2 separate regions of the Mus musculus genome follow, and region 2 is linked to region 1. The links are chromatin loops, found by intact Hi-C in ENCODE. Cell type or tissue: heart. All regions are shown on one strand.

Region 1 (8,000 bases):
TATTTTATATTATTTGTGACTATTGTGAAGGCTATTCTTTCCTTACAAACATAATTCCAACTCAAAAATAAAAATAACAGGAAGCAATGATCATCGGCCCCTAATATCTCTCAACATCAATGGACTCAGTTCCCTAATAAAAATGCATAGGCTAACAGATTGTATATGTAAAAAGGATCCAGAATTCTGCTGGAAACACATCTCAGAGTCAAAGTCAAACATTACCGTAAAGTAAAAGGATGGGTAAAAAATTTCCAATAGAAACAGAAGGAACACTGCTCAATTCTTTCTATGAAGTCACAGTTATATTGATATCTAAACCACAAAAAGACCCAACAAGAAAAGAGGACAATAGACCAATTTTCCTTATGAATATTGAGGCAAAAATACTTAATAGAATTCTTGCAAACCACATCCAAGAACATATCAAAAGAGTTACCCACCATGATCAAGTAGGCTTCATCCCAGGAATGCAGGGATAGTCAATATATGGAAATCCATCAATGTAATACACTATATATACAAACTCAAAGGAAAAAAAATCCCACAGAATTATCTCATTAGATGCAGAAAAAGCCTGTAACAAAATACAACACTCTTTCATATTAAAAGTATAGGAGAGATCAGGAATTCAAGGTGCTTACATAAATATAATAAAAACAATATACAGCAAAACAAAAGCCAACATCAAACTAAATGGGGAGAGTCTAGATTCTAGCTCATGGCTGTGCTGAATTCTTTTTCCTGATTATCAGGCTTAGTCTGTCTAAGCAATTCTTCAGTCTTTCCTGTCTTTTATTATGTTGGGAGTTAAAAGATGATGATCAGTCTCCTTATTTAGTAAGATACTTCTCAATTTGTATGTGCCTGTTATTATGTCCTTTGTAGTTTGTTATATCGGTTGGTAGATGAAATTCTTTTTATTCTTGGTGATACTGACATTGGTCTGTTGGCGAAAATTCTATCAGAACCATGAGAAATCTTTTTGTAAACACAGTAATATCCTGTATTATTATTTTGTAAAAATGGACTATCTTTAGGAAAGGATACCCTGAAATGTCTTAGCTTCCCTCTATGTAAAGCTCTTATACCATTCCCTGCTCTGCTTCCTCAATGTTATATCATTGCTTAGCTATGACTGACTTATTCTTTTAGGAGAGCAAAGAATTTAGTTGATGCTTAGACTGCATTATAATCTGCTCTCAATAATGCAACCTACAATATTACATTAAATTATCTCCAGACTTGGAGATGTTGGATGGGTGGGAGTTGGGATAGGGATTCACTCTCTTAGGAAGGAGATGGAGAAATCCTGAGGGTCCTAAATATTTTCTACTATACCGTGTTTTGTTATTCTATTATTCTAGTCTAGTCTAGTCTAGTCTAGTCTAGTCTAGTCTAATCTATTGTTTTGTATGAAGGATCTTACACTATAGTCAGGAGTGACCTGGAACTTACTTTGTAGCCCAAACTGACTTACAACTTAAGACAAACTTTTGTCTCAGATCCCAAGTATTAAGTATTCCACCTTAAGATACATTGTATTTCTTTTTTTTTTCTTCTACCCACTCTTTTCAGGGGAATTCTTCTTTAATATTCCAATTTAGAAGTACATGGGTATCTGGGGTATTTTTCTTTTTAAAATTAAAAGCTGGTATAAAATTCAATGACTGCAAGTGAGGTTATGGAAGTCAGAAGGAATGACACTTGAGGCGATGTGAGACTTGACTCACTATCATGTTTCAGACACTTGATGAGAAACATCTGGTATGTGACCTCTAACAAGTCCTGACAGGGTCAGGTCTCCGGGATTAGTGCAGCGAGCTCCATGCTGCAAGGCATGCATTGATGGGAAGCTTGGATTTCTGGATAGTTTAGAGATTGAGACGTGAACAGTGCTGTAGTATTTATGTTTGGGACCTGTGGATTAGGCTGAAACCAGGAAGACCAAGGCTCAAGTGAAGCCAAATTCAAACTCCATATGGCATTAGCTGAAGAAGAGATTATTTACCATTATTCTCATGGCAGAATGTAATAGTGTCCCGAATGTACCCTGCCATGCATTGATGGGCTCAGCTGAGAAATGAGGTAGTATTTCAAGAATAGCTGGTCTTTACCTTCAGGACTCGAAGAGCTCTGAAGTCAGAAAACACCATATCTAAACATGAGAGCTTACAAACTGGTACTGCAAAAAGGACAACTCTACAATACTTGCACTAAAAAAAAAAAAAAAAAAAAAAAAGTGTTGTTGTATAATAAACAGTAGCAGTGTTTCTGCCTAGCTGTCAATCATGCATATCACATAGCAAGAGTTGTCCAAAACGTGTGTCCTCAACAAAGATTTGAGTCTTTTTTTCTGAAACTAATGTCTGTTTTTATCTTTCAAATGTTAAGTTTACAGGATTGTGTTGTTTTGGTTGCTTATTTTGATTCATGATGAAGAACAAAAAATTGGAGATTCTTGTAATTTGCATGCCCAGAGGCCTGTAATTATGAATAGAAAGCTGTATCTAATTTTATAATACTATTTTCTTATTTTGTGATTTTGATAATTTGCAGCAATTATAAACATATGAAACAGAAATGTTGTTGTACATACACATGATTCAGAAAAAATAAATTGTTCTTCAAATTTATGTCTCTAAAAAAACCCAAAACCTTAAACCAATATTCCTGTATTAATTTTTAGATTATTTGATATTTGTATAAAGTACAGTGACTACAATTCAAACAAGGGGAATTACAACTTCATGTACATATAGCTAAACACAAATGGAATATCTATTTTAAAGGATGAAAAGTTAAAATCTTAACATTGCATATAGTTAATAACATAAAATGGAACTCAATATTATATACATCTAAACCTATAGTATAAGGCTTTAAAGATAGGTGTCATATTCAAAATTAACTACTTGAGGTTTAGGGTATAATTTCCAGAGAATATCATATTTGAAGCAATAACATCTTTGTCTTTCCTAATTGTGGATGGAAATAAGTATTTTTTCTCTATATGATAAATTAATAAACGTTTGGGGTGGGTGACAACTGCACATAGCCCAATTAAAAAATATATGTATATATGAACATGTATATAGTTGGAAAGTTCAAAGAGCACAAAATAATTGTTCAAGAATGAGATTATCTTAGGCAGTATAGGATTATTATGTTATTCATATTCCTAAATTAGTAATTTTAATATCTATAAAATGTAAGAAGTTAGCACAAAATGTTTTGACAGCAAGTAAAATGTGGATATATTAATATCTGTATATTTATGGTATAATTTGTTTCTTTTTACATTATGTTTAACTTAAACAGATTATGAAATATAAAGACATCAAAGTAAACACTAAAATGCATTATGTAGTGAAGAATATAAAAACATACTTTAAAAGTAATGCTGCATTTATATGTGCTAAGTTAGTATGAATATATTATACTAACATTGTTATTTAACAGTCATTTATATTGCTATGTTATGAAAGTCTGTTCAGCAGTCACATATTTTTGTCAGTGAAGAGAATATAATTATTTTGAATACAACTACTGTTTCATTTATTACACATTTGTTTTCAAATAATATCTCCTCTAATTTTGCTGTCACCAATAAAGACAGAGCTAGTTTAACTTTCTTTTTCCTCTCTCTTTTTGTTCTTCCTTCTCTCCTTTCTTTTCTTGGTTTTCCTTTTTTGTTAATGCCTATATGCCTCTGTAGCTCCTGCCACTAAATCCTCATTTCCATTGGCTGTGTGGCTGAGTCTCTTCCCTCTTGTTCCATTTTTCTGCACTAACAGCATTAGGGCAGTGGAAATGAAATGTTACAGTCAACAGTGTTTAATATTTTTTTGTTCTTATCACTGTTAACACTTCTATTACTATCAAAACGTTTGGATCAGCACTGTCAGTTACACAGAACCTGCTGACACACCAAGGAAAACTTTGATAAACAGTTCTGCTGCGTTTTTCTATATTCTGCAGAGTTCTTATGTCAAAATGTTTCTTTGTTCCTTGGGATATTTATGTTGAAAAAATATATTGTGGTTTGTTAAGGGGGTGGTTTTGTATTTCTACTTGAAGTTTTAATCCTTTACTTCTAACCTCACAGTAGGTTGCTGTAGAAGTGATTAGATTGTAACAAATATAGGATTATTGTAATTCAGGGCAGACAATAAGCTGGGAATGATTTTCTAAAGAACAAAGATGTCATTTTCATGGAAATATAACAACAGTTTCAAAGAAAGGAGCAGGTTTGAAAGAAATAAATATGTGCTTGACTAGGGCAGATTATAAGAAGAAATAAAGACCAAAATTTCAAATGAAAAATTGACAGTTCTGAAAATTTACATTCACTCTTTTCTTTGAGTTCTAAGGCTCTTTGAATGTATGCTTATGGGCTTTCAAGCTTACTGCTTGCATTCATCAGGACCCCCTCTTAAATACCTACATTTAATTGAAAGCGACATTTGACCTTGAACAAAGAACAGCAGTTTCTCATTTATTTTTGTAAGGCAGAGTCATCTTCTACTGCATATTAAATCTTCCTTTGCATGTGAAAAAATGGAATTCCCAAACGTTGTAAGCCCAATGAAATTGTATATGCTACACAGGTTAAATGTTAGATGGCGGCAGACATTATATTGAGGACATTTTCTAAATAAGTTAAATATGGAAAATAACTGAGCAAATTGTCAGTATTTTCAGAAAATATTTCCCTCCCTTTCACACTGAGTGTGGGAAAGGGATTCTCAGTGCAAGATGAACTTCACTTAGTATGTGTCAAGTTACTACAGAGGACAGTTGCTTATCCTCAAAGAATAATGCTGCTTTGACAAACTTTTGAATGGTGAGAGTTACAGAGACAGTTTTCATCCTCCACTCCCATGACATGCCATTTTATAGCTCTGCTGATGAGCACACAGCTCCATCTGGGGGCAGAGCCAGAGGGAACATTTTTTGTCTTGGCTGGATGGCTGTCATCATTGTGCAATAGAAGCTTCCTGTGTCAACAGCACTCATCCATAGCCCATTCTTGGTCATACTTCTATCTAGTTTATTTCATGACATTCTGTAAGGTCATGGTGTTCATTCTAAAAGCCCTTCTGTAGGAGTCTCAGAACCTTGTAATTGGTTCTTCTTCTCTAACTGTTCTTCTGTGTCTACACATCCATTCCTTCTGGCTTTTTCAATGTAGCTTGTATTTTTTTTTCAGATCTAAATTACAGAACATTTTCAATTCACCTCCAAAATTATCTGTACTATTTGCACTTCTCTTCCTTATTCTTCATCTTTATTTCCTGTCAGGTCTACATTCTTATCTTCAAGGGGCTGGACTACTCTAATGATCCTTGGTTCTACATATTGGGTCCTTTCTCCTGAAACAATGTATTCTCTCATTCCCACCCTTTTCATTGGTTATCTCATGGCCACACCCAGACAATATACCTGAAGTTATTTATTTGGCATTGCTAACCTAGCTTCTTTTCACTTCACACTTTGGCATCTAAGAGTATTCCTTCCTCTGCATCAACACACATGACTGATTCAAATCAATAAATTCAAATCAATAAATTGAATAAGTTACAAATATAATTTTTTATTTACCCTCACTGTAATATCATGACTAATTATGTCTTAGTAATGGCTACTTGAAACACAGAACCAGCATTCTAATTACCATTTGCCAATACTTAATCTACCATTGGCAATATGTAATGTGAGTGTGTGCACAAGTATGCATGTATGCGCGCACACACACACACACACGTGTGTGTGTGTGTGTGTGTGTGTGTGTGTGTGTGTGTGTGTGTGTGTATTTGTGGTGCAGATGTGTGTCAAGAGGTTGCTATACACATAAGTATGGATGGACATAGACTCCTTGAATGTCGTACTTTCAGCATCTACCTTGCTTTTTGAGACAAGGTCTCTCACTGACACAGAACCCACCAAATAGGCTGCTGATCCTAGGAATATGGCTATCTCTGTCTTAGCAGTAATGGATCACAGACATGTGCTCATGGACTTGGGGTGATTTGTAAGACATTTTCCCTTGCTGAACAGTATGATCTGTAGCCCTTAATCAACATCCTTTTAACTGTTGTTCCAAATAGACACGTAAGCGACAGCATCGTTCTGCTCAGAATCTTTAGTTGCCGCCTGTCAGGAGCAGGTGACTGAGTAGTATATGGTTTAAGTGATGACTTCTCCACATAGAAGGTGTGGAATTCAGCCAGCCTGTTGATTTCTTGCTGTGCCTTTTCTTACTTATTTCTTCAATTGTTCTAAACGACTTGGAGGTTGAGTTGGACAACATTGTGCTTTTTTTTTTTTTTAAATCAGTAGCATCACACATGTAAGTAGTAAAAAGATCCTGACTTTTGTCATTTTATTATTACATCTATTATAAATGTTGTCACTGCAACTATCATAGGTACTGTGATATGAAATTTAATCACTAAAGTGGTTGCACTAAGCAGCTGTGTCTACGGAGCTTAGGAAATCATGAGAATGGAATCCGTGTAATTGCAGTTGGTGATCTTTTAAAAGAAACTGAAGGGAGCATTGTGTTTTACCTTCTTTTTTTTTGTTTTCTGAGGGTTTCACAAGTGTTGCTACCTGGAAGTAGAGATTCACTGGACATAAAATCAGTCTTTTGTTTGTATTGGAATTCTTAAGTTTCAGAAGTATGATAAAACACACTACTGTGCATAATAATTTTCCATTTGTGGGTACATTTTCTTAGCAACATGAGCACAATGATACCATAGGAAATAACCATGGTACAACATTCAGTTTTTCCTATGTACAGTTTTTGACCTTCTTACTACTCATCATGATATTCCTCTAAAATCAGTCTCTTCCTTACTCCTTGGGTATTCAACATACTGGATTGTTTACAGCACATCTTCAATGTGTTTACTCTCTTTTATCTTGTTTACCAAACCTTCCTTTCTCTCTCATTCATCTCTGGAAGAAGTGACTTTACTACATAGCTAGGTAGTACATTGCAACTCTATTATTAATAATGCTTTTGATGTATGAGTTTGTTCTTGACTTTAATATTACTTTACTTTTAATATTACTTTAGTATTGCTATAAGGCTATGAATATTTGGCATGAAAAAGTAGAATTTTATTCACTTCTTTAATGCTTTACACTGTATCTAGAATACCATAAACACCAAAAAATAAATAAATAAAGCATTTCCATTTTGAAAGGAATTATTTCAATTCTAAGTGAATGCATTGTTGCAGGGGCAGAAACTCCAGGTGGGATTTAGCAGGGACTTGGATTAAATATACAGTTTGTAAAATCCCTGTTTCTTCTGTTACAGTTGTGCTCCACTGATCCCTTCTTTACAACACGTATTTGCTCAGTTATCAAATGTAGATTCTATCTCAGAAAGTGCTTTAGGGCTCTAGCTGTATTTTTCTCCATCTAAATCCATCAGTGCTTGTCTGGCCACTGGTGTTATGTTATAAAAAGAAATTTTACACTGTTCTTCCCTTGCTTAAAGATTCTTATCCCAGGTAAAAATGTATCCCATGGTTCTAAATGTGCAGTTATTTAGTCTGTCTCTTGAAGCCTTCTTTTAGCCTTGCTGTTGATAGATACCCTAAAGCATACTCAATTCTGCACTTGACAACAACAAGGGGGGACAGCGAAGTATTTTTATTTCCTCTGCGTCTTTCCATGAATTGTTGGATTTTCATAAAATGCTCCCCATTCTTGTCTCTGCATCTGTGCAAATCCACAGCTCAAGCATGCCCCATGTCTCCTCTACTCATTCACTCACTGAGGAAGGACTGTCTGTAATTCCTGGGCAGATACCTTTTTGCATTGGCATCAGAACAAGCCTCACAGCAAACCCCATCCCTGCCTATCTCAGGATTTCTCTAGTCTTGTTTTCTCATGCCAATTTCTTCCTCTAATCTCTAATTTTAGAGTGACTTGTTCCATCCACTATGGGTACCTCCAATAGATTAATTTTCTTTCCAAAA
Region 2 (8,000 bases), 360 kb before region 1:
GTCCCCATTGTGTCTGAATATTGATGCTATAGAAGGCGATGGGCAACCTCGAGCTCTTTGGTATCTGTCTTCAAGGTGACGGATGTTAAAAGGCAGACATGCAGAATTCATTATATCAAATGATCTTCTACCTAAGTGGATTTTAAGAACCATTGTAGACCTATTGTGATTTGCCCTCCCAGGAAAAGGGTAATTTATTTTGACCTGCAAAGAAACAGTGGGTACGCTATATTGGGGTGATTAATTTTTTAAAGATACTATTTCAAGGTTAAGCTTCCTTGGGTCACAGCCTCCTCACCTTGGAGATCTTTCCCAGTTCTGCTTGTTGCCTTGCTAGCTGTATATTGAGTCTTCACAGTTTTACATTTCTGTCATTTTAACTAATACTATTTGATGATGCTCCCTGTTGTCGTATTTCTGCTAATTGTTCTCTAGCTGCTGCCTATATTTGCCCCCTGGCAGACAGAGGCACAAATGTTTGTCATATCAAGTCTCTAGAATATTTGAATTTGATCACTTGCAAAAATATGTTTCTCGTTCATAAACATTATACATTTTAGACTAATCATCCACAGTGGTGGATGTGACTGTGATTGCCGCTTGTCTTTTTCAGAGCTGTTCCCCTCCCCCCAATTCCTCAGATATTATTCGTTTGCTTATTTTGAGATATTTTAAAGGAGAGAGTGGCAGGTTTATTTGTCAGTGGTCTTAGGAAGTACACACAGCACAATGCTATTGACTTCATCAAAATCTGAATATGAGTTTTAAAAAGCACCATGATACCCTCAAGTGAAGTTGTAAAATAAGACAGAAACATCTTGTGTTTTCTCAGAACCCTGAGAGACATTAGGACCTGTTTTCTTTCACCTTGTAAAATAAGCTAAAGACAGCATCTATTTTAGAAGAAAAGCTAAGCACATGTGATCAAAGTGTGCATAGCAATATGAAAAATAAGCACATATTTGAAATATTTTATAAATATGTAGAATCAAATCTCCCTTCTAGTATGTTTCTTTATAGCTTCTATTGCAGAGTCTGTGCCAAGCAGAACTGACTAACTTGCTACTGTTTCTGATAAATTTTGCATGTTGGTGTATTTCTCAACTAAAAAAGCAACATGTAATTATGCAAAATCTTTTCGATTCATAAAACAAGGAACATCTTTTATTTTGTTTCACAAGTCTGATGGCAATTCTCTTTCCTTTATAACACTGAGATGCAACAAAATCACTTGTAATGTGTTTTTCTTAATAGAATACATGTGCATTTGTTGAGGGCTGACCCTTACTTAAGTATGCACTTAGTAACTGTGTGTGTTGTAGGGCTTTGCATATTTTATGATCTCCCCTTACTGCTTTGAACTTAATATAGCAACTCTAAAAAGTTTAAGAACACATTTGAAAAAAAAAAACACATTTGAAACTCGTATACTTAAAGATCTGCATATCTCATCTTAATATTTCATCATAAGGTTTTGAATGTAGGAAAACATGCATTAGCTTTGTCATTATTGATTTTCCTCCTACTATCTAAAAAACTCACAAAGCTGTTAAATAGTAAAAAAGATTTGCAGAACTTATTTGTGAGGAATTACACTTCAACGAGAAGTTAATCTTTTGGAACAATTTTCAGGATCTCGATGTGTAGAACCAATTTATGAGAATAATGTGGTACTTTTCTTTTTATAAAGCAGCATTAGATCTCATTTTGACTGGTGTGCGGCAATCCTGTTCTTGTTACTATCATCACTTTTGTTTATAGATGAAGTAAGCGAGACTGGGACACACACTCCTTAGGTTTCTTTTTCCCTAGCAACACTTCCATGCTATACAATATTGCTGCCCTTTACTTTGTCTGTTATTGTCAAGACAACCATGGGTTTACATGTTGTCAAAGCTGTATACCAGTATCAGTTTCTTCCCTTTGAATGGCTTCATTGATTGTGTCCAGGCTTTTACTTTAAGATAAGTGATTGTAACTTAGCGCTTCTTCATACATGCCTACCACAACATATGAAGTAAAATATTTGTCTAGTTAATAGAGACAGTATACAGGGTGTAAGTAGAGATTATTACAAGGAGGAACCCATATTTGATTGTACATAAGATGTCATTTGTGGGACAGAGAGAACTATGATGGAGGCTGGAGTCGCATGATGCTTTGTTATGGAAGAGTGATGAGTGATGCAGGAGCAGCAGCGTCTCAGAAATTATAAGGAATCAAGGGCCCAGAACTAGTGCGGTAGGGTGCTGCTTTATAAGACATTGTATTGTGAAAATCAGGACGTTATACAATGATTTCTCATGAGTATTACTTTGAGGATGGGTAAAACAAAATAGTAAAATAAAATAAAATAAAATAAAATAAAACCAGTGTTGGTTACAGATCAAAAGAATGGTCTCTGGCTAAAGCTATTAAAAACCAACTTTCCATAATACCACACTGATAATTTCAATTAGAATCACAGCAAGAAAGTTTAAAGTAGGGATGCATCCTCAGCCCAATTCCATGACATGTTCATTTACTAACCCCTTTCTAGGTTTCCGGCTTAGGGCAGAAGGAACCTATTGAATGTTTGCTGTAAAGAGATCTTGAATAACACTCTCGTTTTGATCTTGTTGCTAGAGACAGAAACTTACCTAGAGACACCTCTGCTTTCTTTGATGGGTTTTCTCAGATCATTCCTTGTGATGTTTAACATAACACACGTGTAGAAGATGGGGCAGGAGTTTGAAGATATACTGGGATCTATTAAGGGCATGTAAGAATAATTTAAGAGGCTGTGGTACATCCATTGAAGTACTCCAATGAAGTCATTATCTGAAACTTTGAAAGAGTTGTTGGATGAAGAATGAATATAGAGTAAGCAATACAGGTAAAAGAGAGAGAGAGAGAGAGAAGAAGTGGGAGAAGAAGTGGAAGGGAAGAGGAGAAAGGGAAAGGGAGGAAGAAAGGAGGGAGGAAGAGAGGGAGAGGGAAAGGGAGACAGAGAGAGATAATTACGTCAGTTAGTTAAAGGAGGATAAAGTGGCCACTGACTTATACTCAGAGGGAACAGTGAGTTAGTTATAGCAGGAGATGAAGGGCATAGAAAGGAAGGAATGATGTGAGATGGGTGGTACTCACTTGAACTTAGCTCATGTGTACTACATGAACAATCTTCTCAAACTGAGACTTGCTTACCAATTACCCCTCCCCCCACAAACACACCCTGATCTATTGGATTCACCTGCAGATATTGTATTTGTTTGTTGTTTTTTTAGTTATCTGAGGTTAGCTCCAAAAGTTTGCCATGTGATTTTGTTGTTGTTGTTCCCAAAAGTCACATTTATAGTAATGCCATATTTGGGCTCAGGAACATAGAGCTGGGATATCTTTTCATTGTTGTTCGTTTTGGGCTCTTTTCCTCACAGGTTTAGATATCATAAGCAAATCTATTACTTTTCCTTGGTCAATGCTTAATAAACTCGCATGTACTGTTCACTGAGGTATCTTGTTAAAATGCAAGGTCTGATTAGGTTAACCTGGGTCTGTGTGTAAACTGTTGTATGTAACAAGTTCCCCCCGTGAAGCTCATTCTCCTGGTTGCGGATCCAGTCTGGTCTGTGGTTGGGAAATCTCTCTGCCATCATTTCCCCAGATATCACATGAATAAAAATAAGTAAATAAAGCACTTTGCCTACCGTGGAACAAAAGAAAATGTGAAGTGTTGGTAGTAGATTGACAGAGACAGGAAATGGAAAAGGCTTGAGTTTTAAGCTGAGTGTAATTTAAGCACATTTACAGAACTAGAGGAGTCAGGATGAAAGGGGGAAGTGAGACATTTCGCAACTGGGTACTCCCCAAAAGATGTTAATGCTTTGCTTTGTCAATCACTTCAGACACTTGGACAAGCATGGCACTCAGGGGATGTGGTTCAGTGAGTAGCTCACAGGAAGTAGTATTTTCACAGATGGTTGATCCATTGGCTAGAATAAAAAGTGGATTTTCCTGGCAGGTACTTCATAATTCCATAATTCTAAAAGAAAAGCATGATTGCTTTCAACGGCTGGCATACATTATTATGATTTTAGGATGCTTGGGTAATAGTTGTGGTTAATATGAATTGGCAAATTTGACAAGATCTAGAGTTACTTAGAAGGCCAAATTTTGGGTATGTGTGTAAGGGATGTTCTTTACTGGGTTAATTCAAGTGGGAAGACCCACTGTAAATGTGGGTGACATCATAACATGCACAGGTGTCTCAGTCTGAGTAAGGGAAAATCAGAGCTGGTCCCAGCTTCTCTTCTCCTCTGCTCTTGCTTCTGTCTGATTTGTGACTGTGGGTGTAATATGACTAGCAGAAGCACTCTTCTGCTGGCATACCTGTCTTTCCACAAAGGACTGTTTACCTTCAAACTCTAACCCAGAACAAACCCTGTCTTCCTTAAACAGTTTCTGTCAGCTTTTCCTCCACATTAGTGACAGAAATAATAAATGGACTTACTTTTCTTAAGCAATAACAAAATCATTATTGTTTTTCAGATAGGCTCCTAACACGAATGGTCGAGGATGGTCTTGAACTAGAGATCCTGCCAGTGTGTGCCACCATTCCTGTCTACTGGCTCCTAGTTTTATTATTACTTTGACATAAGACTTTAAATACTAAAAAAGTACGTTAGAAAACACTGTCTGTTTTCTTTACTACATGTCACTTTATTATGTTGCCTTTCAGGTCCTTTATTTTCCCTCTGAAAGTTTGAAGTACTCAATGTTGTAATCCAGACATTTTAAACTTTGATTTGCAATCATCTAAACTACAATTCAACAGAGAAATCTTTCTAAGATTGATTTTCTCTCACTGGGTCATTCATAAACATATTCATTACACACACACTCCACGAATATTCGATAATGCATCAATCACTGAGCTGTTTACATTAAGAGACACAATTGAAATTGAACAATATAATTCAATGAAATTACTGGTCTTTTTATTTATTCATCTAACCCCTAGCTGCTCAGTCACTGTAAACAGCTTCATTGAAAACAATTCACTTTTCTGTTCTTTCTGGATTGATCTTCTCAAATACATGATTGCTCTTAATTCAGATGAAATATTTCATTTCTTTAAGTACATGGAAAGGAATTAGAGCCAGCTGAATGCAATAAGGAACAAGGAAGGAAGACGCTCAGTAAGAGGAAATCAAACCTGTTTACAAGTCTGGGATCTAAACACTTGTGAGGTTTGTGGTTTTGGAAACTATATTCATATGTTAGAGGAGAAAATGATGAATGCTAGATAAACATGAGTTTTAAATGGCCTGGGTTGGATTCTTATTTCTCATTGCACCCTAAGTACCTCTTTCAAATTCCTCTGAATTTCAAAGAGTTTCAACTCAGGGCTTAAAAAAAAAAAGAAAAAGAAAAAGAAAAAAAATGTCATTTAAACACTGGGTCATTTCAACATTGGAGGGAGAAACAGATGAGGCAGAAAGATGGAAAATGTTTTCAACCATCAAGATGTGTCTGTTTTACTCAGAAGACAGGTATAGTGTGGAATATTCATAGTATTCATAAAAACAATTAGTGTGTACAGTCACTGGAGGCACATCAAATTATCATCCCATACAATGGTAAATTTTCCGTTCCTAAATCCCTAAATCAGTTTCTGTTTCCAGTTCCCCTTTCAGTAGGTGACACTGGGAATATGCTAAACACAGCCCTTGGGCAAATTAGAAACAGAAGCTGGGGAAAACATTAGGAGCCTTTTCTGGGTCTTATTTCATTTTAAACTGTTGTGTCTATTTAGAAGGTAAAGAACATTAATGTAAGTGTGTTTTAGAAACAGAAACCCATCAACTGAGAAAGTGCCATCCTGGAGTTCTGTTCCGATGGCCTTATATATTTATTTAGTTGCTAATGTTTTAAAGGAATGGACACAGCCAGGTGGAGACTCCTGAAGGTGGCAGTCATTTTGAATCACCAAAAACCCAAATGATGGTTCTTGGCTGTAGGAGCTTTTGAATGTGTTGGCTTTGAAAGTTTCATGACTGGAAAAAAAAGGAAGGCTGAAGGGAATTGGCATTTTAATTCCATGTGGCTGAGCTTTTTAGTTACGTTCAGACACTTCTATTTTTATTTCTTGAAGCTGGGCCCATGGCCAAGTAGGAAGCTGCGGAATTATTGCTCTTGCCCTCACATTTAGTACAATCTCCTATAATACTAAGGTTAGGTCAGCTTTTTCCCTGTCCTTGCATTAAACCTACAAATAGATCAGATTTCGTGATAAGCACCAGTGGAAAAAGGACGAAGGACGGAAACTGAAACACGGACCCTGTTCAAGTTGAATTAGAATCAGATCCATTGCGTCTCATGTTTGCCTAGTGCTGGCCTGAGAACCTGCTTGGTTTCACCTCTGCACTCTAGTTGTTCTTCCTTTCTTCCTTCCTTCCTTCCTTCCTTCCTTCCTTCCTTCCTTCCTTCCTTCTTTCCTTCCCCTCTCTCTCTTTCTCTCTCTCTCTTTCTTTCTTTCTTTCTTTCTTTCTTTCTTTCTTTCTTTCAAATTCTTTTTCTTTTTCCTGTTGTGTGCTGATACACTTAAATGATAGCTCTTCTTGTTTTATGCAATGGAAAAACTATTACGGAATAGTTAACCTTGAAAGCCACTGACTGTATCTAAAAACAGAAGAAAAAAAAATCTCTCCCTTACTGTGCCTCTCATTGGTTGTTTGGAAACAGCTGCTTGATGCCAAGTTTGTACTTCGCTCTTATCAGCCCATTTGGTGAGATCAGAATGTGCCTGAATAACTCTGAAGGTTAAAATATGTTGTTGGAGATTTCTGTTACTGCTATTCCAGAAAGCCACCTAATAGCATCCTCACAGTCAGCAGGGACCAGGCTCTGTCTTTCTCATGATTGTGACACATAGTGGAAATTTACTGGCTTCTATATATCACAATCTCTGCATGGTGTGTGTCACACTCAGGATAAGCCCAGCAGGACAGCCTGCAAATGGCCTGGCAGGGTTGGTCGACCAACATATGGAACAGTCCCTCTGAAAACAAAAACATGCTGCATGCGCTCATGATCTGAGTTTTACATTTTGAGTTTTTTTTTTTTCTTCTCTAGCATAGATGGTTTAATTGTGGCACCTATAAACTTAATTTTTAGAAAACTCGATAATTATAATTTTTATAATTTCCTAATTCTTTTTTTTTCAGCATTCTAGAAGTTGTGCTTCACTGCTATTAAATACTATTTGGGTTGTACGGGTTTTTTGAAGTTGTTATTTATAGTACAACCCCTAAACCCTTATAATATATATTTTCATTTCATATATACCTAATCATTCAGACCTTCTTCCAGAATTGAAATATACTGCATTATCATAGCTACTCAACAACTAGAAAATATGCATGGCCCAACAAAAGCATTTGAATATTTCAAATTGCTGCTCTGTAATCTGAATGTCATACTGTGGCCTTAGTCTAGAAATGTCTATTAGAAAAAAAAGATGCCAAGGATTAATCTTGCCTTTTGTGGTGTGCTTACATTTATCTCCAAACAGTGTATAGTGTTTTGTCAGTTATTTATCAAGCTATTTATATGTTTATCTGGTGCCTGTCACTGGGGTACTCAAAGCCTTTGACAAGTGTGCTGTTAGCAGAAAATACTGCCCAGGAGAGAAAGGATATTCTTTTTTCACTTGACTCCTTCAGAGCAGAAGCCATAGTAATTCCTATATGATTTATTGAACAACCATTAGAAGGAAACAGGCAGAAATAGATCAGCCAATCACTCAAGGCATGGACACTGGATATCTATTCTTGTTGAAATTTCTGTCCAAGGAAGCATGAGAGTTGAAAAACAAATATAACCATCTTCCAAAAGGCAAGATAACAAACAGTTTTTGTTTTTTACTTTTTATAAAATGCCTTGTAGATGATTTTTGTTCTGTAGTATGTTATGTCCCTCTTTCAACTGCAGAACTTCCCTTGATCTTAGATGAGTGTCATTTG

The links. A loop is a pair of places that touch in the nucleus more often than their neighbours do. Peaks named below come from ENCODE experiments on the same cell type or tissue, not always from the same donor. Only the 100,000 strongest peaks of a DNase experiment are listed, where the experiment ranks them.
Region 2: it touches region 1 in a loop (2.8-fold over the local background); 2 of 42 quality-filtered maps call a loop at or near these places.

What each region holds. Positions count from the first base shown.
Region 1 is chr10:16,634,158-16,642,157 of GRCm38, reverse strand. No RefSeq gene overlaps it. Among named protein-coding and RNA genes, the nearest start is that of Gm20125, 460 kb to the left of the region's middle. In heart, a CTCF peak has its summit at 4,928 (motif pointing left); a DNase peak (open chromatin) is centred at 4,937.
Region 2 is chr10:16,992,844-17,000,843 of GRCm38, reverse strand. All of the region lies in intron 1 of Gm20125 (predicted gene, 20125), which reads left to right. Among named protein-coding and RNA genes, the nearest start is that of Gm20125, 99 kb to the left of the region's middle. In heart, no CTCF peak of the experiment used is centred here; DNase peaks (open chromatin) are centred at 3,843 and 6,763; H3K27ac peaks cover 403 bases.